Linked DNA regions of Homo sapiens: region 2 is linked to region 1. Evidence: chromatin contacts called from ENCODE POLR2A ChIA-PET data. All regions are on one chromosome and are shown on one strand. The core of a region is the stretch at or near the end of the contact, and the rest is flanking DNA. Distances in the headings are between cores, read along the strand shown. Region 1 overlaps FAM177A1 (family with sequence similarity 177 member A1). Region 2 overlaps PRORP (protein only RNase P catalytic subunit).

The links. ChIA-PET counts read pairs that join two places held with the same protein, here RNA polymerase II (POLR2A).
Region 2: POLR2A ChIA-PET joins it to region 1 with 13 read pairs in CD8-positive, alpha-beta memory T cell. The contact joins two enhancer-like sites. POLR2A ChIA-PET finds 5 or more read pairs at or near these places in 2 of 52 experiments (CD8-positive, alpha-beta memory T cell and HEK293).

What each region holds. Positions count from the first base shown.
Region 1 is chr14:35,064,209-35,071,683 of GRCh38, reverse strand. All of the region lies in intron 2 of FAM177A1 (family with sequence similarity 177 member A1), which reads right to left. Among named protein-coding and RNA genes, the nearest start is that of FAM177A1, 22 kb to the right of the region's middle. Within about 2 kb of position 3,248, at least 2 of the 41 ENCODE cell types and tissues checked have a DNase peak (open chromatin) inside an H3K27ac peak, as active enhancers do.
Region 2 is chr14:35,197,878-35,205,556 of GRCh38, reverse strand. The region is part of intron 5 of PRORP (protein only RNase P catalytic subunit); the gene reads right to left. The region is part of intron 5 of PRORP-PSMA6 (PRORP-PSMA6 readthrough); the gene reads right to left. Among named protein-coding and RNA genes, the nearest start is that of PRORP, 79 kb to the right of the region's middle. Within about 2 kb of position 1,301, at least 5 of the 41 ENCODE cell types and tissues checked have a DNase peak (open chromatin) inside an H3K27ac peak, as active enhancers do.

The DNA.
Region 1 (7,475 bases), core at 1,999-4,498:
GAATCAAATCTGCTCCAGAGCTGAAAAACAGGTTAATAATTCCTGAATAACATTTATCATCATCCCACACAACTATACAGAATGAATATATAGGGCCCTTTGTTTGAACATTGACTTGATTGAATCAAAAAAAAGAAGTAGCTAGAGTCTATGCCAGAATTCCACCACCTAGACTATCCCAGTAATAGCAAAACTGGGACAAGATCTTGTGTCTTCAAGACTTCTTGTATATAGTGCTAAAACTCAAAATGATTCATTTTTCCTCCAAAAATATAAGTATCTCTTCCTTCCCTATTAAGACCTACTACCTTTTCTTATTAAAACAATTTATTTTCAGATTATAAAAGTCATATTTATTTGTTGTAGAACACTTAGAAAATGGAGGTCGGCCGGGTGCAGTGGCTCACGCCTGTAATCCCAGCACTTTGGGAGGCCGAGGAGGGTGGATCACGAGGTCAAGAGATCGAGACCATCCTGGCTAACACGGTGAAACCCTGTCTCTAAAAAAAAATACAAAAAATCAGCCGGGCGTGGTGGCAGGTGCCTGTAGTCCCAGCTACTCAGGAGGCTGAGGCAGAAGAATGGCGTGAACCTGGGAGGCGGAGCTTGCAGTGAGCTGAGATCGCACCACTGCACTCCAGCATGGGCAACAGAGCAAGACTCCGTCTCAAAAAAAAAAAGAAAGAAAGAAAGAAAGAAAATGGAGGTCAATATAAGAAAAATGTAATTCACCCATTTTCCACCACCTAGAAATAATTATCCAAATATCAGGGTACCTTTCCAGTCTTTTCCTGAGCATACACTTATTTTTACAACATTGTTGTCCCTTACATATTTTCTCTATCCTATTTTTCCACATGTATTATATCATATTAATATAATTATAATATTAAGCCTATTTACTTAATCTGCTTAAATTCCTAAAGGTGGAATTAACTAGGCCAAAAATATAATCATTTAGGAAGCTCTTCATTCACATTGCAAAACTTCACACTAGAAAATTTGCCTATAAATATGCAGTAGCAATGTATGTGATTGTCCATTAACTTGTAGCTCCGCCGGGTGTGGTGGCTCACGCCTGTAATCCCAGCACTTTGGGAGGCCAAGGTGGGCAGATAACAAGGTCAGGAGTTCGAGACCAGCCTGACCAACATGGTGAAACCCTGTCTCTACCAAAAATACAAAAATTAGCCAGGTGTGGTAGCATGCACCTGTAGTCCCAGCTACTTGGGAAGCTGAGGCAGGAGAATTGCTTGAATCCGGGAGGCTGAGGTTGCAGCGAGGCGAGATCATGCCACTGCACTCCAGCCTGGACGACAGAGCGAGACTCCGACGCAAAGAAAAAAAAAATATTGTTATAGGCCGGACACGGTGGCTCATGCCTGTAATCCCAGCACTTTCGGAGGCTGAGGCGGGTGGATCACGAGGTCAGGAGATCGAGATCATCCTGGCCAACATGTACCTTAAGGTACATCTAAGGTAAAATTGAAGTGAGTTACTATAAGATTATAAAAAGATCTAGGTCTTCACTTCTTTTTTTTTTTTTTTTTTTTTTTTTTTTTTTTTTTTGAGACAGAGTCTCACTCTGTCGCCCAGGCTGGAGTGCAGTGGTGCAATCTTGGCTCACTGCAACCTCCACCTCCCAGGTTCAAGCAATTCTCTGCCTTAGCCTCCCGAGTAGCTGGGATTTCAGGCGCCCACCACCACGCCCACCTAATTTTTGTATTTTTAGTAGAGACGGGGTTTCACCATCTTGGCAAGGCTGATCTTGAACTCCTGACTTCGTGATCTATCCGCCTCGGCCTCCCCAAATGCTGGGATTACAGGTGTGAGCCACCACGTCTAGCATAGGTCTCCACTTCTTATGCTCTATTAGTATCATATGCCAGGAGTATTAATCTTAAATCTTTATCTTAAATGTCAGGGTTTTAAAAATTGAGTCTGTTTTACAAATGTACTATGGAAATACAGGACCTTTTCAAAATTCCTTTGTCTTATCATATTTATGATGTATTAAGAGGAAACAGAAAATTGAAAGTCTGCTCTTAACATTAAGTGAAGCCAGGTTTATCTTCAGTTGTTAAAAAGTACTCCAATGGGGCCAGGCACGGTGGCTCATGCCTGTAATCCCAGCACTTTGGGAGGCCGAGGCAGGCAGATCACCTCAGGTTGGGAGTTCGAGACCAGCCTGACCAACATGGCAAAACCCCGTCTCTACTAAAAATACAAAATTAGCCGGGCATGGTGGCACATGCCTGTAATCCCAGCTACTTGGGAGGCTGAGGCAGGAGAATCGCTTGAACCCGGGAGGCAGAGGTTATGGTGAGCCGAGATTGCGCCATTGCACTCCAGCCTCGGCAATAAGAGTGAAACTCTGTCTCAAAAAAAAAAAAAAAAACCTACTCCAATGGATAAGCATTGGCTGTTGTATTGGTCTATGGCAGGAAACCCAACGATACATTCAAACTGGCTGGTAATGGTGAGATTTAGCTATACACATTTAAAAAAATTTTTTTAATTGGCTAATAGGGTATTATCTACAAAGATGCGGACAAGGTTTCCAACAATGAACAGAATAGTACCCCAGAGCTAATAGCACTGAGAAAACCATTAATATCCCTGCTGTTGTTTAAATGTGTCCCCTAAAAAACGTGTGTTGGAAACAATATAACAGTGTTGGGAGCTGGGACTGAACGAGCAGTGATTATGCCATGACAGCTCCAGCATCATGAATGGATTAATGCCATTATTATGGAAGTGGGTTTGTTATAAAATCATGAGCTCTGGCCCCTTCTCTCTCTGTCTCTCTCTCACCCTCTTGCCTTCTGCTACATTCAATGATGCAGCAAGAAGGCCCTTGCCAGATGCCAGTTGCTCAATCTTGGACTTCCCAGCCTCCACAACTGTAAGCCAATGAAGTTCTGTTCTTTATTAATTACCCAGTCTGTGGTATTCCATTATAGCAGCACAAAATGGGCTATCACAAACCCAATATCTGAAGGGGTAAAAAGAGAGAGCAGTTACTGGGAACCCCGGGAGAATACCCAAATGGAGAAGGCTTCCCAATAGTAGCTGTGGCCTTAGTAGAAAATCCAGTTACCCATGGCATATAATAAGGAAGGAATCCCAGAATCAGAATGGTGAAGAGTAAATAACACAACCTCATTTTATTCCCTGCCCTCTAATTTCCTGCCGGTGGTTCACATTGGCTAAACTCAATAAAAAGCCAGAGGACAAAGGACTCTACTAATACAGTGCATACATGCCAAAGTACAATGCAGCATGCAGACGAGTAGAGAGTAAATCTACAGGAGCAAACAGAAACTTCACATGATGCCTAGTCCACAAACACAAGAAAGGATATGGTGATTAGAAGTAGTTTTATGGTTACCTGCTATCAAAATGCTCTAACATTAAGATACCAATCATCTGTTAACATACTCCACCATGTAAAAGATTTTCTACTTACACAATAAAAAACCTATTTACTGCCACCGATGGAGATTCTGAAATACATATTGGAAAAATTATCCATGTAAAACTACTAGAAGAAAACATAAGGGAAAACTACATAACATTGGTCTGGGCAATACTTTTTTGGATTTGACCCCAAAAGCTCAGGCAACAAAACCAAAACCAGACTAATGGGATTACATCAAAATAAAAAGCTTCTGCACAGTAAAAGAAACAATCAACACAGTGAAGTGACAACCCATGGATTGGGAGAAAATACTTGCAAGCCATACATTTGATAAGGGGTTAATATCCAAAATATGTAAAGAACTTAAACAACTCAAAAGCAAAAAAACAACCTAATTAAAAACTAGGCTAAGGACCTGAACAGATACTTCTCAAGAGAAGGCATATGAATAGTCAACAGATATATGAAAAAATGTTCAACATCACTAATCATTAAGGAAAGGCAAATTAAAATCACAATGAGATATCACCACATACCTGTCAAAATGGATATTATCAAAAAGATAAAAGATAACAAATGTTGGCAAGGATGTAGAGAAAAGGGAACCCAGGTGCACTTGGTGGGAATGCAAATCAGTACAGCCATTTTGGAAAACAGGATGGAGGTTCCTCAAAAAATTAAAAACAGAATTACTATATAATCCAGCAATTCAATTTCTGAATATATATTGAAAGGAACTGGAATCAGTATATCAAAGAGATATCTGCACTCCCATGTTTATTACATCATTATTCACAATGGCCACATTATGGAACCAACCTAGGTGTCCATATCAGATGAATGGATAAAGAAAATGTGACATATATACAAAATGAAATACAATTCAGCCTTTAAAAATAGGGAATTCTGTCATTTGTGCAACGTGGATGAACCTGGAGGACATTATGCTACTGAAATAACCCAGGCACAGAAAGGCATAATGCCACGTTTTCACTTTTATGTGGAATCCAAAACTGAACTCATAGAAACAGAGAGCACAATGGTGGTTACCAGAGGCTGGGGGTTAAGGGGAAATGGGGAGATGTTGGTCAAAGAGCTCAATGTTACAGTTAGGAAGAATAAATGGTAAGTACTTGAGGCAATAAATATGTTTAATAAAAACAGAAAATTGGGCTGGGCATGGTAGCTCACACCTGTAATCCCAGAACTTCGGGAGGCCAGGGTGGGCAGATCACCTGAGGTTGGGAGTTTGAGACTAGCCTGACCAACATGGAGAAACCCCGTCCCTATAAAAATACATAATTAGCCAGGCGTGGTGGCGCATGCCTGTAATCCCAGCTACAAGGGAGGCTGAGATAGGAGAATCGCTTTAACCCAGGAGGCAGAGGTTGCGGTGAGCTGAGATTGTGCCATTGCGCTCCAGCTTGGGCAAGAGCAAAACTCCGTCTCAAAAAAAAAAGATTCAAGATTCAAAAGCCTCTATTATGTATACATTCCATTAACTATAACAATGGCATTTAAATATATACATCAAGTTGGCATCAAGATGCTCTTTTATGGCCAGGCGCGGTGGCTCACGCCTGTAATCCCAGCACTTTGGGAGGCTGAGGCGGGCAGATCACTTGAGGTCAGGAGTTTGAGACCAGCCTAGCCATCATGGTGAAACCTCGTCTCTACTAAAAATACAAAAATTAGCCAGGAGTGGTAGCGCACACCTGTAATCCCAGCTACAAGGGAGACTGAGGCAGGAGAATTGCTTGATCCCAAGGGCAGAGGTTGCAGTGAGCCGAGATTACGCCACTGCACTCCAGCCTGGGCAACAGAGTGACACTCTGTCTCAAAAAAAAAAAAAAAAAGATGCTCTTTTACTACTTTAAACAACACAAGAAAAATGGATTTGAGGCCAGGAACTCATGCTTGTAATCCCAGCACTTTGGGAGGCCAAAATAGGAGGATCATTTGAGCCGAGGAGTCCAAGACCAGCCTGGGCAACATAATGAGACCTTATCTCTACAAAAAATTTTAAAAATTAGACAGGTGTGGTGGCCTATATCTGTAGTCCCAGCTACTTAGGAGGCTGAGGTGGAAAGATCGTTTGAGCCCAGGAGGTCAAGGCTACAGTGAGCCATCATCATGCCACTTTACTACAGCCTGGGCAACAGAGGAAGACCTTGTCTCAAAAAGAAAAAAATTTAAAAAAAAGGATTAGAATTCCTACGATTTTCATATTATCAGACAATGGCTTTAATACTTTGTTTCTAGGCAGGGTGCAGTGGCTCACACCTGTAATCTCAGCACTTTGGGAGGCCAAGGTGGGTGGATTACGAGGTCAGGAGTCTGGCCAACTCCTGTTGACCAGTCTGGCCAAGATGGTGAAATCCTGTCTCTACTAAAAACACAAAAATTAGCTGGGCATGGTGGCAGGTACCTGTAATCCCAGCTACTCGGGAAGCTGAGACAGGAGAATCATTTGACCCTGGGAGGTGGAGGTTGCAGTGAGCCGAGGTCGTACCACTGCACTCCAGCCTGAGCGACAGGGTGACTGTCTCAAAAAAAAAAAAAAAAATTGCTTCTTATACCTTTTAAAACAAAGTCTACATTAATGAAAAACAAAATTAACAGCCATCTATTGCTGGTGGAAGTTGAAGGAAATGCATAGCAGGTAACACATTTTTATTTAAAGAATATTCTGCCTGAGCACCATTCTGTCTATATAAAAGGATTCAAAAAGTAATCAAATACTCAGTTGGCAACTTCCCTAAATGGCATTTAAGATGTGCTTATCTTATCAGAGAAAAATTGAAAAAAACTATTCAGGTGGAAGTCTTTGGTTAGTTCTAAGCTTTAAAAATTTTTTCTGAACAGAAATGAGAATGTTGTCTAGCAAAAAAAAAAAAAAAAAAAAGATTCAATGGAAAAATCTCCTGAGTGGCTGAATACATTATGGTTTAATATATTAAACCATAATGTATTCTATTAATATTTAAAGTTTCCCTCCAAGGCAGAGCTTGCAGTGAGCCAAGATCGCACCACCGCACTCCAGCCTGGGCGAGAGAGAGAGAGACTCCGTCTCAAAAAAAAAAAAGTTTCCCTCCAAAAATATTATAGTTATTTAAGGGAAATAAAACCACCAGCAAGTTTACTTTATGAATGTAATTCTACATTAAGCTACAGCATTAAAAAACAACAAAAAAAAATATGGTGACAGACTAATATTAACATGAGCGTACATAAAAAATTAACCAGATGAAGTCATTTGCAATTCAGGCAGCTATAAAAAATATCAGAGAAATAGGCCCGGCTCGGTGGCTCACGCCTGTAATCTGGGATTACACTTTGGGATTGCACTTTGGGAGGCTGAAGCGGGCGGATCACGAGGTCAGCAGATCGAGACCATCCTGGCTAACACGGTGAAACCCTGTCTCTACTAAAAATACAAAAAAATTAGCTGGTCATGGTGGCGGGTGCCTGCATTCCCAGCTACTCGGGAGGCTGAGGCAAGGAGAATGGTGTGAACCTGGGAGGCGGAGCTTGCAGTGAGTCAAGATGGCGCCACTGCACTCCAGCCTGGACAACAGAGCAAGATTCCATCTCAAAAAAAAAATCAGAGAAATAAATTGTATCTCTTTTTGCTAAAGACTTAAGTAATTATTATTCTATCTCGGTTAATTTAGTCAACATGTATAGTCACATTTCCTAAGTATAAATTCTTCATTAACTTTATTAGGTTTTTCTGTGAAAATTTTACTTAGAATTCAAGTAAAATGTCCTCTCTCAGCTTCAGGCTGAGTTATAACATAAAGCTACCAACTGACAGTACAGTAACAGCTCATATTGCCTAAAAAAATCATTGTACTTTTTTGTTTGTTTGTTTTCGAGACAAAGTCATGTTCTGTTGCCCAGGCTGGAGTGCAGTCGCTCGATCTCGGCTCACTGCAACCTCCATCTCCCAGGTTCAAGGGATTCTCCTGCCTCAGCCTCCCGAGTAGCTGGTATTACAGGTGCATGCTACCACGCCCAGCTAATTTTTGTATTTTTAGTAGAGACGAGGTTT
Region 2 (7,679 bases), core at 52-2,551, 140 kb before region 1:
TGAGCCCAGGAGTTCGAGACCAGCCTGGGTAACATAGCGAGACCTTGTCTCTATATTTAAAACTGTAGGCCAGGCATGGTGCCTCACGCCTGTAATCCCAGCAATTTGGGAGGCCGAGGTGGACAGATTGCCTGAGGTCAGGAGTTCGAGACCAGTCTGGCCAACATGGTGAAACCTCATCTCTACTAAAAAATAAAATACAAAAAAATTATCTAAGCATGGTGGCATTAGCCTGTAATCCCAGCTACTCAGGAGGCTGAGGCAGGGGAACTGCTTGAACCAGGGAGGTGGAGGTTGCAGAGGGCCGAGATCATGCCACTGTACTCCAGCCTGTGCAACAGAGCGAGACTCCATCTCAAAACAACAACAACAAAAACTGCATATTTTTTTAAAAAATAGAGCAGATGTTGAAGAATGTTGACAAAGCCCATAAAGAGAGAAAATAATAGTATCATTAAGCTCAGGTTCTGGCATAGAAAATCCGGGTTTGCATCCCAATTCTGACATTTACTAGCTCTGAATTTATCATGGGTGATTTATCATTGACTTCTCTAACCCTCAGTTTTTACATTTGTAAAATAAAAATAATACCTTATTAGACTGTTGAGAGGATTAAATGAAATAATGTGTATAAAGTACTCAAAACAGTTGCTGGTACACGTGAAATTCTTAATAAATGTTAGTGAAAAACAAAAAAAGCAAAAGATGTTGGGGCCATTATGAATAAGTCAACTGGAAATACCATAAAGGCTTAATATTTCTGAACAACTGGACAGAAAGACTAGTCTGAACTACAAGAAAATCTGAGAAATCTAAGAAATGTTACTTGCAGTTCTTGTACATAGAGTTACCGGTACAATGAACACGTTGCTGATATTGTCTTCTGCTACAGATATTTATCTTTTTTTTTCTTATTTCCCCCAAGAGACTATAAAACTCTTAAGGATAAAGACTATGTTTCTTTCACCTTTGTACTTCTGAAACACCCAGTACAGGGCCTTAAAACAAGGAGGCCCTCAAAAAATATTTGATGAATAAAATGATTAGGATGTTCAGATCAATGTAGTTGTGGTCACTGAAGACAGGCTAAATAAATTTGGTAACTTTGTAGCATAGCAATATCTTAAAATGTATACATTAAAATCATAAAGTAACTAGAATGTGATTCATTAAAGAAACTGAACAGTATTCTTAAGTGGTAACTTTGTGACTAGGGAGGCAGGAGTCTTGACACATAAAATTAAATGTTAGGTTTTGTGGTCTCATTGACCTATTTTCTTTCTCAAGCAGAATTTTTTTTTCTCATTTCTTTCTTAAATATTTTCCCAACACTACTTTCCAGTAACATGACCATGTGACATGAGTATCACCTCTGACAACGGTTTAAAGTGGAAGAAAAAAAATTAAAGGAGAAAGGTAAATAAGCAGAGTATTACCTAAGAATACAAAGTGTTCCTCCACAGGAAGTTTTTTGTGGTTGCCAGATTAAAGGAGGTAACAGATACCATATGTGAAATACAAAGCTCAAGATAACTATACAATATGTACATACTTAGTGGTTCAGAATTTAATGAACCAATCCAATAAATAACCTTAGGATGTTCTTGCTTTATCTTCAAAGGAGAATTTTTGTTGTCATTGCCTCAATGCAATAATAAAATGATTGGTTCTATCAAAAGAATATCTTTTTTTTCGAGATGGAGTCTCGCTGTCGCCCAGGCTGGAGTGCAGTGGCGTGATCTCAGCTCACTGCAGGCTCCGCCCCCTGGGGTTCATGCCATTCACCTGCCTCAGCTTCCCGAGTAGCTGGGACTACAGGCGCCTGCCACCTTGCCCGGCTCATTTTTTGTATTTTTAGTAGAGACGGGGTTTCACTGTGTTAGCCAGGATGGTCTCGATCTCCTGACCTTGTGATCCGCCCGCCTCGGCCTCCCAAAGTGCTGGGATTACAGGCATGAGCCACTGCGCCCAGCCTCAAAAGAATATCTTTAGACTAAAATCTGGATTTTTAATTTAATTTTAATTTTTTTGAGACAGGGTATCACTCTGTCGTGCAGGCTGCAGTGTAGTGGTGTGATCTTGGCTCACTGCAGCCTCCACTTCCTGGGGTCAAGTGATCCTCCCACCCCAGCCTCCCAAGTAGCTGGGAATACAGAAGCCCACCACCACACCGGCTAATTTTTCCATTTTTTGTAGAGATGGGGTTTCGCCATGTTGCCCAGGCTGGCCTCAAACTCTTCAAATGCTAAAGTGATCATTGCAATTAAATAAAAACAATTGAGCTGAAGTGCCAATTTCATTAGTACAGCTGAACTAGTGAAAAACAGGTACAGCCAAACAAAATTAATGCAAAATAATCAAAACTTTTGAGTGCATCAAGTATGGAAAAAAGTTCTCAAGTTCTAAAGTATTTCAAACCACAGAAAGGGTAAGTTCTTTTCTTTGCATTTCCAGTAACTTTAAAAATAAACCTTTATTATTTTCCAGATTATTTTAAAAAAACCTTCTTATTAAAAAAATTTAACACTACACAAATACATAATATCAAAAACCAACATTTTATTTAAACTTCTCCTTTGGAGGTAACTGGTGCTATCAATTGAGTTTTAACAACCACTTTTCAGGCCAAGTGCCCTGGCTCACACCTGTAATCCCAGCACTTTGGGAGGCTAAGGTGAGGGGATTGCTTGAGGCCAGGAGTTCAAGACCAGCCTGGGCAACATGGCAAGTCTCCATCTCTACAAAAAAATTTTTTTTTAATTAGCCAGGTGTGGCGGCACATGCCTGTTGTCCTAGCTACTCAGGAGGCTGAGGCGGAAGGACTGCTTGAGTCCAGGAGTTCAAGGCTGCAGTGAGCTATAATCCTGCCACTATACTCCAGCCTGGGTGATAGAAGGAGGCCCTGTCTCTAAAAAATAAAAAAACCAAACTAACCAACTAAACAAAAAACCACCTTTTGATCGCATGAGACAGTAATAGGAGAGCTGCTCTAAATAAGTTTATACTAATTGCTTAAACTTCTCCTTTTATCTGTGCCCTTCCTACTCCACTGCTAAGGAAACACAAAAACAAAAATCAAAAATACATGCTAATCCTCCAAAAAGACAACCCACAAATAAGATTAACCCCTGAAAAAAAATCATAAGGTGACTGGGCAAAATTGTGACACCAAGTGGCAGAAACACATTTCCTTTAGTTGCCCTCAATAATAAAAAACAGGAACAGCATTTTTCTTTCAAAGATGATTGGAAGAACCTACCTAATTATCATGTTTTTTAGCTTTTAAAAAATAATTTTGTGAGGCCAGGCGTGGTGGCTCATGCCTGTAATCTCAGCACTTGGGAGGCTGAGGCGAGCGGATCACGAGGTCAGGAGATCGAGACCATGGTGAAACCCCGTCTCTACTAAAAATACAAAAAGTTAGCCGGGCGTGGTGGCGGGCGCCTGTAGTCCCAGCTACTCGGGAGGCTGAGGCAGGAGAATGGCGTGAACCTGGGAGGTGGAGCTTGCAGTGAGCCGAGATCACACCACTGCACTCCAGCCTGGGTGACAGGTCGAGACTCTGTCTCAAAAAAAAAAAAAAATAATAATAATTTTGTGGCGGGGCACGGTGACTCATGCCTGTAATCCCAGCACCTTGGGAGGCCCAAGTGGGCAGATCATCTGAGGTCAGGAGTTTGAGACCAGCCTAACCAACACAGTGAAACCCCATCTCTACTAAAAATACAAAAATTAGCCAGATGTGGTGGTGCACACCTGCAATCCCAGCTATTCAGGAGGCTGAGGCATGAGAATCACTTAAACTGGGAGGCGGAGGTTGCAGTGAGCCAAGATCGCACCACTGCAAGATCGCACCACTGCACTCCAGCCTGGGTGATAAGAGTGAGACTCAGTCTCTAAATAAATAAATAAATAAATAAATAAAATTTTGTATACAATGAGGCATTTTGTAGTGCCAGAGAGTAAGGAAGTACTAAAAAAAAATAATAAAGAAACAAAAAACACCTACAGCAACAAAAAGCTTGCAATGGCCAAAGGTAGAACACTGTGAGCAGCAAAATAAGCAGTATTAGATTATAACCCAAAGTACTAAAAATAAATATCCATGAGTCCATACTACCATAAATAAATAAGTAAATAAGGTAGAACAGACAATTTCATGGGGAGAATTCCAAATAATTTACGTAAATACTCTGCCCTCAAGGAAGTGAAACATAACTCCTCCCGCCAGCTCTTTAACTGAGGGCTGCACATAGTGACTTCCTTCTGAAGAGTACAGTATGGCAAGGGGAAAAAAAAGAGTAACTTTACAGTTGAGAAAGCTGACAAAACTTCCTTAGCCAGGTGATCAAGGTTAACATCAACAGTGATAAGTCATGTTGATACTATCTACTTTTGATATGGTATGACGAGAATGGCATTTTGCCTCTGTGGTCTTCCTACCCAAAACCCACAACTGCAGTCTAATTATGAAAAACACAACATAAAAATCCCAATTGAGGGACATTCTACAAAATATTTGACCATTATTCTCAAAATTGTCAATTTCTTCATCAAAACTGAAGAAAAGTCTGAGTGACTGTCATAGGAACAAGAAGCCTAAAAAAACAAAATGATTAAATGTAATATGGTATCCTGGATGGGATTCCAGAAGAGAACAAGGACAATAAGCAAATCTAAATAAAGTATGGACTTTAGTTAATAGCAATATATCAATATTGGTTCACTAATTTTGACAAATGTACCATACTAATATCTTAGTGATAGAAAAAACTGGGTGTGGGGTATATGAGAACTCTACTAATCTTTGAAACTTTTCTATAAATTTATAACTTTTCTAAAATAAAAGTCTTATTGTAAAAAAACTTTAAAATCTACTATATATATAACATATATATAATTTTCTCAGATGGGATAAGTAAATATCATAAAAGTCAATTATTCCTGAAGAATTATTTTATTAATAAAAATAATATAACACTAATTTTAAAATAGTTTAAATGAGATATAAGAAATGGAGATGCTAAAACAAAATACTGGAGAGTAATTAAGAATTTTGCATACTTAGGCCGGGCGCGGTGGCTCACACCTGTAATCCCAGCACTTGGGGAGGCCAAGGTGGGCAGATCACGAGGTCAGGAGTTCAAGACCAGCCTGGCCAAGATAGTAAAACCCTGCCTCTACTAAAAATACAAAAATTAGCTGGGCGTGGTGGTGGGTGCCTGTAATGCCAGCTACTCGGGAGGCTGAGGCAGAGAATTGCTTGAACCCGGGAGGTGGAGGTTGCAGTGAGCCAAGATCGTGCCACAGCACTCTAGCCTGGGCAACAGAGTGAGACTCTGTCTCAAAAGAAAAAAACAAACAAACAAACAAAAAATTTTGCATACTTAATATTTTCACAATCATGGAATTGTCGTGGCTTTTGGGATTTTCACCTTCAAGTTCTTTTGGTAAAATATTAATACTGTTAAAATACTGTATTTTTATCTTGCAGGATTATTTTGGTTCATTTGAAGACGAATGGCTGTTTCCATTTATCCTCCAAGCTTAAACCCAATAAGATTACCTGTTATCTCTTTCCTCAACAGATGAGAAAATTTTCAGGGGGTTTTCCTGATATAACAGAGGCTTTCATAACATAACATGGAGAAAGAGAGACCTATTATAATTGGAAAGTTTCCATTTCAATTAATTCTGTAACTTTACATGCATAAGCAATTTCTACTTATTTATAGTCTAGGTAAGACTGACTAAACTAAATGATGTCAGGTTGACTTTGCAAGCTTCTTTTTTCACATTAAAGAAATACTACGGTCTCAGTCTGTTCACACAAAACACCTGAAACTAGGTAATTTATAAAGAACAGAAATTTGTTTCTTCAGAGTTCTGGAGGCTAGGAATTCTAAGATCAAGATGCCAGCAGGTTCTGTATCTGGTGAAGACCTTGGGTCTCTGCTTCCAAGATGGCACCTTGAACACTGTGTCCTCACACAGTGAGGCAAAAGGAACAGAAGGACAAAAAGAGCTGAACTCACTCCCTCAAGCCCTTTTATAAGGGTGCTAATCCCATCCACGAGGGCAGAGTCCTCATGACCTAATCACCTCCTAAAGGCCTCACTTCTTAATACTGTGAAATTGAGAATTAAGTTTCAACATGAATGTGGAGTGGACACATTCAAACTATAGCAAGTACTCACTATAATTTTTTTTTTTTTTTTTTTTTTAGATGGAGTCTCACTCTCTCGCCAGGCTGGAGTGCAGTGGTGCAATCTCGGCTTACTGCAACATCCGCCTTCCGGGTTCAAGCGATTCTCCTGCCTCAGCCTCCCGAGTAGCTGGGACTACAGGCACGCACCACCATGTCCAGCTAATTTTTGTATTTTTTTTTTCAAAGGAGTTTCACTCTTGTTGCCCAGGCTGGAGTGCAATGGCACGATTTCGGCTCACTGCAGCCTCCGCCTCCCGGGTTCAAGCAATTCTCCTGCCTCAGCCTCCGGAGTAGCTGGGATTACAGGTGCCCGCCACCAGGCCTAGCTAATTTTTTGTATTTTTAGTAGAAACAGGGTTTCGCCATGTTGGTCAGGCTGGTCTCAAACTCCTGACATCAGGTGATCCACCTGCCTCGGCCTCCCAAAGTGCTGGGATTACAGGCGTAAGCCACCACGCCCGGCCTAATTTTTGTATTTTTAGTAGAGACGGGGTTTCACCATGTTGGCCAGGATGGTCTCAATCTCTTGACCTCGTGATCTGCCCGCTCAGCCTCCCAAAGTGCTGGGATTACAGGCGTGAGCCACTGCGCCCAGCCCTCACTATAATTATTTAACAGACATCGAAGGCAATTCTGATACTAGAACTTACATAAGTACCTCTTCAGAGTGCTTACTACACAGCAGTAATATTAGGGACATATGCTTCTTTTTGTAACCAAACTTTTAAAGAACTGAAATGAAATTATAATTATAAAATTTTAAAACAAGGTCTAGCCCTGCTGTGGATTACCATGGATCTGAAGTGAAAAAATCAGCTTAAAAATTTATTTTCCAAGAGTCAAAGGGCAGGAGTCCTCCTATTTAGTCTTCTCACCAACTTCCTAGCATTAGTTATTGCTGAGGTATTGAGGCCTGTTTAGTACTTTCAGAAGCCTCTCTCAAGCTCACCCACTGTTCTCCTGACTCCTTTACTGCTGATGCTTACACAATCCATTCACCGGTTCGTAACAAGAATGTTGTGAATAGTACTCAGAGTGCCCACATGGCCCTGCCCTCTGAGGGTTCACAGGAAAAATCCCTTTGGTTTCAATATTAGGAATAATGGAACATTCTCTGAACAATTTGTTTCTATTTAATCTTATGAATTATGTGAAGCCTATAAATGAATGAGTCTTATAGTGGAAATAGCTCCTTTGGAAGATATACCAGAATTGGGTGTTCCTTCAAATTTCCCCATTCTCCAAAGCTCTGATTTCTCCCTTCTGCTACTGCTCTTAGCCTACCTCCTTTGAGAATCTCTTTAGGAAAGAGAAATGTTTATGATGAGAATGTGAGGTACTTACAAATGATGTGCAAGCAGATAAAAGCATGAGCCCCTGCTCTTAAGTGATCATGTTATCATCTTCAGGTTTGCTGACAGAATTTACAGCCAAATTAATAGAGCACTTCACCATATGCATTTTGTGCACC